3 separate regions of the Homo sapiens genome follow, and regions 1 and 3 are each linked to region 2. The links are chromatin contacts, found by Hi-C or POLR2A ChIA-PET in ENCODE. All regions are on one chromosome and are shown on one strand. The core of a region is the stretch at or near the end of the contact, and the rest is flanking DNA. Distances in the headings are between cores, read along the strand shown.

Region 1 (3,518 bases), core at 796-3,295, 230 kb after region 2:
GTCAAGAAGGAACAAAGAAAAGTTTTACGGGCCACATTTAACTCTCCTGTCTGGTCAGATAAGAATCTGAGACCTTCAGCTCCTCCTAAATGATGGTAATTACTAGTTTTGTGATTCGGTATCTTTCTGTTCTCTGTGCCTTCTTCATTCTTATTTTACTCTAGTTATATTAATATGTCCTCACTTCCCTCCAACTAAAACACAAAGCAAAGAAAAAAGACTCGCTTCATTAGAGTGATTGAAAGACTATCTTGCACAGAGTAGATGCAGAAAAGCTATTTGTCACATGCATAAATGACATCCCCATCACTCTGGATCCTATCTCCAGGTTTATGTTAATTCCTCACATATATCAAACATGGCAGCTAGTCAGTGCCAATTCTTGAGACATAACATGTTTGAGAAACACTTTGGAAACAAATGGAAGCTCCTGACTGCAAGGGAAGGAAGGAGGGAACGTGGGCTGGTTATGTTGAGGATTAGATTCAAGTAGTTTGTTCTGGTATTTTGAATTCTTCAGGCAGTAAGTGACCCAATCAGAACAGCCTCACTTGATCTGTGCCTGCATTCTCCCCTTCACGTGTTTCTCTAACGTCTGTGACCTCCATTAGTATAAATTAATATAAGCATGGAAACAGGGCTTCTCTACATGTATGATATTTATTCATCTAACAAGCAGTTTTTGCAGGTCACAGAGGCCAGCCTACAGAAGGTTCTGCACTGTGTCCATGCTTAATGTAGTACTGAAAATTTGGATGTTTGCCGTCTGTCTTGCTATTAAGTTAGACTCTCTCACAATATCCTCAATGGTGATTTTTCTTCTGTCGATTGGACAGGTAAAGACCAAGAAGGAGGATTTTTTCCATGCCTGGAACTCGTGTCTGCACCACGTGGCTTCTCTGTCCCTGGCACACACTCACCGAGGTCAGTTGGCTCCTGTTGAATATTTGTAATTGAGTGACTCAGGGGTCTACGGGTCCCTGGAGACACAGCTCTGCAGGGAAAGGACAGTCCCAACACACAGGGAAGGGACAGTCCGTGTGTTGAATTTAGGGCCCCAAGTGACTTACAGAGACTTGAAGCTTGTGGTAAATCAACTCCCAACTTACTAGGAACACTGACCATATGACACCCACAAAGCCTGATGCTAAACCAGTCAGGAACAGCTCACTTAACACAACCTGACAATCACACGAAGCACTTGACAGGAGCCAGTTGGCAAAATGCCTGTCCCTCAGAAGTGGCCCTCTGCCTGACCATGATCTCGTTCCTAAACGGGAGGGTGTGCACACAGATAAAGTGAGAGTGTTTTAACAGGGGTCCTGCCTGAGGAATTTTAAGTGCCAGAATTACTTAGACCTCATCATCAAATTAGCAAGAAACTGGGTCAACCTTCTAAAGCAGTGGTTCTCAACCAGGGGCAATTTTGCAACGTTTGGATGTTTGGCAATGTTTAGAGACGTTTTTGGTTGTCACACTGAGAGGGGTAGTGCCACTGGTGCGCAGTGGGTGGAGGCCAGGGATACTGCTAACATGCTACAGGGCACAGACCGCTCCCCTGCAACCAAGAATTATCTAGCCCCAAATGACAGTAATGCTGAGATTGAGAAACTTGAGTATTCATTTTGGCTTCAGTCGACCAAAATAGCAAAATAAAATGAAACACTGAACACCAAGTAAGATCCATGACGGCTTATCATTGAAATTATTGTTTAATTTCAAGAATCGTCAGTTTGTTTCTCATCATGTCCTGATCTATGGGAAGAAGCTGTTAAAAGAGAAAGGCCAGTTGTTCACTGAGTTGGTAGCTTTATGGGATTTTTCATCACACTGGGTCACTGCTGGCCCTGGGAGGGCTGGGTTTGGTCATACCACAGCTTGCATCTGGGGCACTATCTCATGGGATGGAGATGGGCTCCTCGGTGGGATCAGGGCAGGTATTATGGCCAGGAACCTAGGAGTGTGCCTGCGTCCAACACAACCTCCCAGCCTGACCATCCCCCTTCCTCCCTGACTGGGCAGTTCCAAAAGAGCAAAGTGCATGTGATTCAGTGCCATGTGACTATACCTGCAGGAATGTGTGGGAGCCGCCCTAGGAGCTCTGATGAGAGCTGGATTGGAGTGAGTGCTTTAGGCTCAGACTGAGCCCAGCTTCTTCCTTCCTTCTAAGGACCAGCTCTTGGGACCTTGCACCTTTGGGTGAGCCTCCTAACACAGGGCTCTGGAGTAAACGTGCCGAGAGCACAGGTTTCTCATGGGACGGGAAGCAGGGGCCCCATGGGAACACCTCCCCAGAGACTGGTCTCCACCCAGTGACCACACTCTGAAATGACCATGACCGCATTGGCCTTCCTGATTCTGACTGAGTTCCACTTTCTGCTTCCTGGGACATGGAGGAGGAGCGAGGAGAGGGACCAGGAGCATCAGGGACTATGGGTCATGAAGGCACAGGATTGGGTCCCGTCATTTGCAGACTCAACATTTTTAATGTATTGCCCACCCACAGTGTATCAGGCTCAGAGAAACTGACTTATCTTAATTGAACTCAAAAATGAGTCATATTTAAATCTAAATGCCAGTTTATTCATCAGAAAGAAAATCCAGCCACCAAGTCATCAGTACATGCCCTATCTGTTCTACGAGCATATCTTCAGATAGAATTCAGTTATAATTAGGAGGTTGCAGGAAGTCACACTATCAAGACAGCTCGTGTCCTCAGGCCTGGCTGGAGATCTGAGTGTCCCCTGTGACCTGCTCCAGACCCTAGAGCCCACAGTGTGTCTACTTCCCTGGACTATCTCCATACACTCAGCATCAACCTCATTCCTTTAAGAAATTTATGTAAACCACCCTTCTTCTGTTGGTGGGTTATTTCTTCAGATTTGCCGATCGGGTTGAAACATATCTGGGGTATGAAACAGTACTTGAGACACCCTGATTGAAGGCGACTGTGTCTTGGGCCTTCTCATTCACTGTAGGTAGACTTGTACTGGCTTCACTCTCAGGGGTGGTGTGGCCCTGGCTCCTCCCTCTGGGCCCCTATGTACTGACCACAGATATCGCCCTTCCTGGGACATGAGGATGGACTATATGGACTCCTGGTGCAAAACTTCTAAGCATTCAGAAATGTGATCAAGTTTGAAAAGGAAGGGGGAAGTCAAAGAATCACTGCACAATTCATTTCACCTTAGAAACATGACAGTTGAGCCTTGGGCTGCACAGCCTGCTTGCTGAGAGCACAGTGGAGCTTAGTGAGGACTGAGGATGGGGGCTCTGGAGTCAGGTCACCAGGTTCAGATCCCGGCTTTACCTCTACCAGCTGTGTGACTGTGAGTGAGTTACAAACCCTCTCTGAGCTTCAGTTTCTTCCTCATTTATAAAATGTAGAGAGCATGATATTTACCTCGTGGGGCTGTTGGAAATATTAAATGAGACAACGCTCCAAAGCTCTTGCCTTTGCATCTGGCTCTTTGTTAATGTTTAATAAAACCTTTTTATTACTGCTAATCACTACTCTA
Region 2 (3,873 bases), core at 214-2,713:
CTTATGATGCTTCCTGTGAGGGGGCACAGCTGTGGCCATCAACACGCGTACGCGGCCTGGCCTCGTGCCCGCCCGTGCACCCCAGTTCCTGTGCTTGTTTTGTGGTGGTTCTTTCAGTGGGGCCGGGTGGGTGTTCAGGTCTGAAGTCCCAGGTCAGGAGGGGCTCAGGTCCCTTGGCTGAACTGTCTGATATTGAATGAGGCCCCAGAAAGCCTTGTGGTGAAGGCACCAGCACAGACAGCATCAGAGTGCCGAGGAAAACTGGTTCCTCAGGTCTGCAACAGAAGCCATTTCAGCCATCCTCAGGACTCCAGAGAGAGGCAAAAATAGAAAAGCCAGACGAGCCTAGGATTGCATGAAAGGGAAGATTGGTTAAACATCGGATGCAGGGTTAGCTGAAGCTGTGATAGCAGTCTCTGCACAATATCCCCTCTAATTGCAGTAGCCTGCAGACCATCCTGACTCAGGGGCCCTCTGAGGAGAGTGCTGGGCGCATATAAAAAACGCAAGGTGGTCAGCGGCCAGGCAGGCTCCTGGGAAACCTTGCACTCTTGCTGGTTTTGATGGGGTGATGATGTGTGAAGGACGTCCATGCCGCCAGCAGCCCTGCAGGCTCATTGGGGTCCACAGTGGGGTTGTGTGGGGCAAGGTGTGGGGTGGTGCAGACCAGACCAGGCAGAGGTGGGAGCCTTCCAGGAGGGCCTTGGTTTTAAATATCACCAGATCTGGAGCGGGGTGGGGGTGGTGTCCCAGGGAGAGGAGCCACAGTGGGTGATTCCTAAAAGGTTCCTGTTCTCCGTTCTACTGGATGTTATCATGGACCAGCCCCTGCCAGGCCCAGGAGGGTCTTGGGGGCCACATTCGCATCAGTTCCTTTATTGGTTGTCTCATGTGCAGACTTCATTCCCGGCAACACGGAGACGTGATCATGATCGTGGGCAGGAAAGCCCTGGGCTCAGCCCTCATCCTGCCCATGACCAGCACTGGGGCCGTGAACAGGCCATAGCGCTCTCTAGGGCTCAGTTTCTTCATGTGTGAAATGGGTCTTAGGATGGTGGTGAGCCATGAGTGAAGGGTGTGTGTGCAGCGCTGGCCCAGAGCGATGCTCCATAGCTGACAGCTGTTATTTGTGTGATGGTTGTTGTTGTTGTTTTTGTTGCTGCTGCTGCCGTTACTGGGAAGACAGGAGTTGGCTAAAGGAAAGGAAGACATGGGCATTCCCATGAAACAAATGCTGGGTACCCTCGCCTCCAAGTAACAAGGCAATGTGCAATGTTTTGCAGAGATGCATAGTGTCCTTTGAATTCCCAGGTGTCTGAAGCAAACCACAGTAACCCGGAGTTAGCACCTGCCCTGCCTATCCAGACCTTGCCAGGCAATGGGATTGTCAGGCAGTGGGAAGACCCCGCACAGAGCCAGCAGGGTCCAGGCACCCTGCCGGACAGTGACCCGGGCCGCTGTGATCTCATCTCCAGCGTCTCTGGTGAGGATGATCTCACCGGCCCTCTTGGCAGCTCTTCCTCTCCTATGGCTCAAACACATGACATATGTTTTCCCGGCTGAAACCTAAGATGGTCCTTCTCCTTCTGCTCTTGCTGATGAGTGGAAAAATGGATCCGTTTCTCCTACGTGCGTTCCTTGTGTATTAAAAAACTGTCACCGCAGCTCCCCACAGTGACATTCACTCAAGGCTGAGCGTGCCCGGTCATTTTAAACTTTGCCCAAATGTCATATTTTTCATGGTTCTCTTTCATTTCCATGGCATTCCTTGGAACTTTCAGGTTTTCTCTTAAAGCCTTGCCATATTGACCATCATCTAATTTGTGTCAGAAATGCCACACCAAATTAAGTGATTACCAAGAACACGAGGAGAAGGAAGCAAATGTGTTTGGGAGGGGAGGGAGTGGGGGCTTGGGAGACCTCTGCAGCCTGTGCTGGGAGGCTGGGAAACCTTTTCAGAAGGAGGAAGCTGGGCACCTGAAAGAGTGAGAAGTGTAAATGAGGTCTGGCCCATTCTCTTGGGTTGATTTTGCGCAGAGGTAAATATTTTAGCTAAGACAAGCTCATCTTGTAAATTAGGTGCTGCACAGTAGCTAGGTCCTACCCCCAGGATGTGTGATTCTGCAGCTCTGGGGTGGGGTGGAGAGTCTGCATTTCTGGGTTCCCGGGTGACACTGCTGCCATGGGCTCTGCTCCTTGAGACCCCTGCACAGAACACATGGATGTGGTTGTGAAATATCAGCACTGTCTCAGCCCCCTTGTCACTCCCTGGGTCCCCAGGATCAAGGCCCAAGTTCTGTTTCTGTATCCAGGATCCTTCATGACTCCTCACTGTACCCCCTCTCTCCACTGGGCCTCTGTCCCTCTGGCCTCATTTCTGTCTCTCCCCTGTGCCACTGTGGGAGGGGGCTTACATGTGCTACCATCCAGCTGGGGATGCCCCCCTTTTGCATGGGTTGTTTTCATGTACATTTCAGAGCTTGTATGACTGTCCCTTCTTCAGAAAGGCCTCAGCCTGCATGTGGTTCCTCTGACACCTGTTCCCAAGGCACTGGACTCCCCACTTGCAGCATGTATTACAACTCATGAGTGTAGCAACTCATGTGCAATAGGTGGGTTCTGTCTCCTTCACTAGCCTAAAAGCTCCACGCAGCTGGGGCCCTGCCAGCCTCATCCACTGCTGTGTGTTCAGCTTCACACACAGGGCTGGGCACATAGCAGACAAACAGCAAATAGGAGTGGAAAGAGTGAATGAGGTCTGAATCAGGATTCACATCCAAAGCCCCTGGCTTATCTCTTAGCAGAGGGAAGCCCTCAGTGCATGTTGGTTCTTGTGCTCCCACATACCAGCCCCCACTGCCGGGTCCATGTTGAGTGGGAAGGAGGATGTTGCTGCCTCTTTGATCTAACTCCACGTGGCCCTTCTGTCCAGAACCAGGAGTCTTCTTTCTTTCTTCCTCTCTGTCGCAGACACTGCTCCCCATAGTATGTGCTTCATGTGTACACACTCGTGCATTGTGCTGTAAGCAGGCACTGGGGTCGTGCTCACCTACACTTGGCAGTGTGGCCCTGGTGGTCTGGGAGTGTGCCCAGGGCTGGGGCTGCAGAGTCACATGCAGCAGCTGAGCTGCGGGGCTGCATGCTGAGTGCAACCAGCATTCTGGGCTGTTTTTTCAGGCACGTGGGTGCTGGGCGGCAGACAACTCAGCCAGTCCTGAGAGCCTGAACGATGATCTCCAAGTTGTACAGCGTGCCACATATGAGATGGGGGTAGCTTTTCCCAGCACCAGGAGCTTCAGGGAGAGCAAAGGGAAGAAACTGGCTTCAGGGGATTCTCAGAACCGGCGATAGACACACAATCTTTTCCTACGGTGTGCATTGTTGGGTATGAGTGAAGGGTCTCAGCAAGGCATGGGAGAGTCTCTCCCTGCTGTTGATGGGGGTTTGAAATGGGTTATTGCATCCTTGAGTAACCCTTTTGTGACCTTCTGACTGCAAGGGTTCATGGAAGACTTGAGCAATGAAGAGGAGGTTGAGGGCATCTGAGTCCCCTTGAGAGCCAGCCAGGGTTGGTCAGTGGCCAGTGTGGGCCCTTCTCACCGCACATGGAGTGGTGGTGTGGCTCTGTGGGCCTGTGCTGTGTTAGGTGAGCACAGCAGGCTGCATGCTGCCACTGCTGTGAGGTCTTGCTTGGGATTGCCCCTTCACCCAAGCTCTTCCACAGCTCCAGAGAGGTCCTGATGTCGATGTCCTCACCAGGGTGTCTGGCTCCTGGTCATCCGGCTCTCCACCACTCAGCCTGTCTGGTTCAGCTACTGGCTGGGGCTGGGGCAGATCAGCAGGTGTCAGAGTGTCACATTCTATCTGTCCTAA
Region 3 (3,886 bases), core at 879-3,378, 250 kb after region 2:
GAGCATTGTTTGAGCTCAGGAGTTCGAGGTGGCAGTGAGCTATGTTTATGCCACTGCCCTCCAGCCTGTGTGACACAGCAAGACCCCAACTTTAAAAAAAAAAAAAAGTTGGGAGAAGAACTACTGGTGACATAGAAATCAGGTTTCAGACCTACACTTCTAGCAACAAATGGTTTTCTCTCATTCCTATGCCATTGAAGCCCGGGATACTTCACTCTCTTCACTCCTAGAGGTCCCCTGCAAGTGCCAAGCCTATGTCAAGTATTCTGCAAAGCTCAGCTCAAACCAACCCCCCAAATTATTGGTAACAATTATCCCTCCTAATGAGCTTCAGTTTTGGAAAGGGATCTTTGAGGCATAGGGCTAACTTTTTAACTCAAAAAAATATATATATATTTAGGCCAGGCATGGTGGCTCACGCCTGTAATCCCAGCACTTTGGGAGGCTGAGGTGGGTGGATCATGAGGTCAGGAGATAGAGACCATCCTGGCTAACACGGTGAAACCCCATCTCTACTAAAAATACAAAAAATTAGCCGGGTGTGGTGGCACATGCCTGTAGTCCCAGCTACTCAGGAGGCTGAGGCAGGAGAATCGCTTTAACCCAGGAGGCGGAGGTTGCAGTGAGCCGAGATCGCACCACTGCACTTCAGCCTGGGTGACAGAGCAAGACTCTGTCTCCAAAAAAAAAAAAAAAAAAAATTTCATGGTAGTATGCCAGGCTCCATAGTAAGTCAGCAAAAGGGTCATTTTGGTGGCTTTCTGGACGCAGCTGGCATGGTCCCTCTTCGGAAACATTTTTGAGTGCCTACTATGTGTCCAGCACTGTGCTAGGCACTGAGGGCACAAATATCCATAAAATGTGGCCCTCACCCTCAGGTAGCTCCTTGACAAATAGGTGAGACAGACACTTCAGCACCTTGGAGTGGGCTAAGTGCCGAGAGCAAAGGAATTTGGGAAGCTAGTGGAGCACTCAGTTGGGCACTCAACTCAACCTGGGTTTAGGGAAGACTCCCCTGAGGAGGTGATATTTGAGCTAAGTCCCCATGTCTCTGCAGGAATTTAAATTTAACCAACTGTGTGGGTTCCACTGTGCATGCTGGTGGTGTCGATGTGACACGTTGTGTTCTGACTTTTCCATTTATAGAGTGTTTCAGGTGCACTGATGCATGCCTTGAGAGCTGACTGCCAAAATAGGGGCCCCAGACAGCTGCCTTCCCAGGGGAGGGGTATCCAGAAACTTCCATTCTTGCTGTGCACATTTCCCCAGCTGACCTATAGCTGTCTTGAAATTATAGCATTCAATATTCCTTCCTTGGCTCGGAAGACTTTACGGGCCTTCCAGTAGTTAATGTCAAAGTTAGGTGTCTCTGGGAGGGAATGCAGCAGAAGCCATCAACAGCTAATAGTTGCTCTAGAATTATTCTGAAAGCATGGTGTCCAGGCCAGGGGCCAGGAGTAGAGAGGGAGAGGGGTGGTAGGGGATTAGGAGGGGGAAGGCAGAGGGGTTCCCTCTCTTGCCACAAACAGATCTGCTCTGCTGTCTGTGCATTTACACTTCGCCTAGCTCCTCCACAAAGTTCTGCTATAAGGAGAAATGGGCCAATGTCTTTCCAATCCAAATGCCATCAGAAGCAAGCTCTACATGTGCCCGACTGCCTAAGAGGAGCATATGAGCGCACAGATGGCAGCAGTATATGAGGACATTACACCTGCTCTGCTCCTTGATACTTCATTGTCAAGCATCTAAATAAGTATCTAAATGGAGAACCAGCTAGGAAGTACAAATCCTGGTGTTCAGAAAAGCAGCGAGCCGCCCAGGCGTGGAGGGTGCAACGCTTTGGGGATGCCTACCCATGCGAGTCTAGCACGGCTTGCGGGTGGGGTGTTCCTTCTTGAATGATCTGTTCTCCATTTCCTCTGTGCACAGCTCTGGGGGCAGATTTCATTTCAGACTGCTTTAGAAGACAGGACAGCAGGAGAGGAAATCACTAGAGACAAAAGAAAATTAGAAGGATTTGGTAGAAGTCATATATAGGAAACTGAGAGCAAAATTTGGCTCTCGGAGACTAAAGTTAGTGGGAGGAGAGAACAGGGCCTGGCCAAGACTTATCATTTCACCATTTAAATAGAGATCAAGATGCTAAAGTTCCCAGGAGACATCTCTTTTGTGACTTGCCAAGAGCACGGAGAAATTCCATCAGGGAGCTTCTGAGATATGGATCCAGACTAGCAGACATTAACAGAATTACCAGGTGTCTAGGGGGATCCCAGACTTTTCAGCACACAGTGAGGGGGATGTAAACACTAAAGTTATATGGGAAGTCACGCTGGATGGATTGACGAAGGCAGCAAAGCCTAGCAGTCACACTGAAGCAGCTCCCTGCCGTCAACCAACCACATTTGCACCCTGATTAAAAACTGGAAACGTTAAGAGACTTGAAGATTTCTGCTCTCTGCACCTGCTTAACTCTTCCTCTTGCCCTTACTAAATTTTAGCTGCTTTCTTTTTGGCTAATTTCACAATGTTCAAAAGTCTATTGGAAAAAAAGAAACCCACAAAGCACCATAGATAAAAACTTTGAGATGGGGAAAAAGAAAAATACTGGTTTGATCTGCTCCCTTCCTCTCCCAGAACCCAGGAAAATGCCCAGTACACAAGAAGCAAGGAAGGGAAGGATAAAAAAAGGAGGGAGGGAATTAGTTCTGGATGAAATGTCAGAAAAATGGCCACCATGAAGGCCCCAGTCAACCAATCACTTCCTCTTCTTGGGTCTCCTGATGGAATGTTTTCATCTTTGGGAAAATCTTTCCACCTTTATCTCTTCTAGAACTGTAAAAATGACAGGATGAGCCAGGGCAGTGTCTCATGCCTATAATCCCAGCACTTTGGGAGGCTGAGGAAGAAGGATCACTTGAGGCCAGGAGTTCAAGACCAGCCTGGGCAACATAGATCTCTACAAAAAATTCTAAAAAGTAAATTAGCCAGGCAAGGTGGTACATGCCTGTAGTTCCAGTTATTCAGGAGGTTGAGGCTGGGGAATCACCTGAACCTAGAAATTTGAGGTTACATTAAGGTATGATTGAACCACTGTACTCTAGCCTGGGCAATACAGCAAGACTCTGTCTCTATAAAATAATAATAATAGTAAAAAACTGGAATTGGGATGGGAACAAGGCAACTTGGTGTGTTCCTGAAAACCTTGCCTGATGGAAAGGGCAGCTAATAACAGCCTATTGATAATTGATTAATGTGTTACATTTTGAAAGTACACAAAACATAACATTCAATATCAGGATTAAGATTTATTACATAAGTGAGACAAACCTTCTATTAAAAGTGGAAGGCTCTCAGATTGGATGAAAAATAACACCCAACCATACAATATATATTTCAAAAATGCACATTTTTCCCAGGAAGATGCTGGAGACATACTCATCCCTATTCCTTCTGCTAAGTCCAACTAAAAACACTGGACATTACGTTTAAAACAAACATAAAAGATTCTGAAAGGTAAGAACTAGAAAGTAGACCAAGCTAGGAACCTCAAGACCCAAAGAATGACACAGCAGGAACTCCCTGAATTTTGTTTGTGCCTCATACATTCCAGAGTTAGAGCTGAAGAAGCTGGCAACCTGGAAAAAGCTAACGCACACAAAGGAAAAAAAAAAAAGAGAGAAGAAGGGGTAGAAGAAGGAGGAGGAGGAGAAGGAAGAGGAAGAGAGAAAGGAAGAAGAGGAGAAGAAGAGGAGGTAAATGAGGAGGAGGATAAGGAGGAGAGGAGGAGAAAAAAATGAGGAGAAGAAAGAGTAGGAGAAAGAGAAGAAGGAGGAGGAAGAGGGGAAGGGGTAGGGGAAACAGAAGACTCCTCCTGCCAGGCAGCACA

What was found. Hi-C counts contacts between places; a loop is a spot of excess contacts on that map. ChIA-PET counts read pairs that join two places held with the same protein, here RNA polymerase II (POLR2A). Pooled maps may share reads with other maps.
Region 1: a loop to region 2 is called in a map of PC-3, with 5 times the contacts of the local background. The contact joins two enhancer-like sites. A Hi-C loop is called at or near these places in 1 of 168 maps with a recorded cell type or tissue (PC-3), 12 of 37 single-sample maps with no recorded cell type and 10 of 50 pooled maps. POLR2A ChIA-PET finds 5 or more read pairs at or near these places in 1 of 52 experiments (naive thymus-derived CD4-positive, alpha-beta T cell).
Region 3: a pooled map shows a loop between it and region 2 (4-fold over the local background). The contact joins two enhancer-like sites. A Hi-C loop is called at or near these places in 1 of 168 maps with a recorded cell type or tissue (Caco-2), 14 of 37 single-sample maps with no recorded cell type and 13 of 50 pooled maps.

Annotation. Positions count from the first base shown.
Region 1 is chr2:111,030,791-111,034,308 of GRCh38, forward strand. ACOXL (acyl-CoA oxidase like) reads left to right here. Exons shown (of 18, transcript NM_001142807.4): 15 at 837-924. Among named protein-coding and RNA genes, the nearest start is that of ACOXL-AS1, 83 kb to the right of the region's middle. RefSeq lists an enhancer at 1,597-2,796. Within about 2 kb of position 2,046, at least 8 of the 41 ENCODE cell types and tissues checked have a DNase peak (open chromatin) inside an H3K27ac peak, as active enhancers do.
Region 2 is chr2:110,806,233-110,810,105 of GRCh38, forward strand. The region is part of intron 9 of ACOXL (acyl-CoA oxidase like); the gene reads left to right. Among named protein-coding and RNA genes, the nearest start is that of ACOXL, 76 kb to the left of the region's middle. Within about 2 kb of position 1,464, at least 2 of the 41 ENCODE cell types and tissues checked have a DNase peak (open chromatin) inside an H3K27ac peak, as active enhancers do.
Region 3 is chr2:111,056,108-111,059,993 of GRCh38, forward strand. All of the region lies in intron 16 of ACOXL (acyl-CoA oxidase like), which reads left to right. Among named protein-coding and RNA genes, the nearest start is that of ACOXL-AS1, 58 kb to the right of the region's middle. RefSeq lists an enhancer at 1,188-1,387. Within about 2 kb of position 2,129, at least 2 of the 41 ENCODE cell types and tissues checked have a DNase peak (open chromatin) inside an H3K27ac peak, as active enhancers do.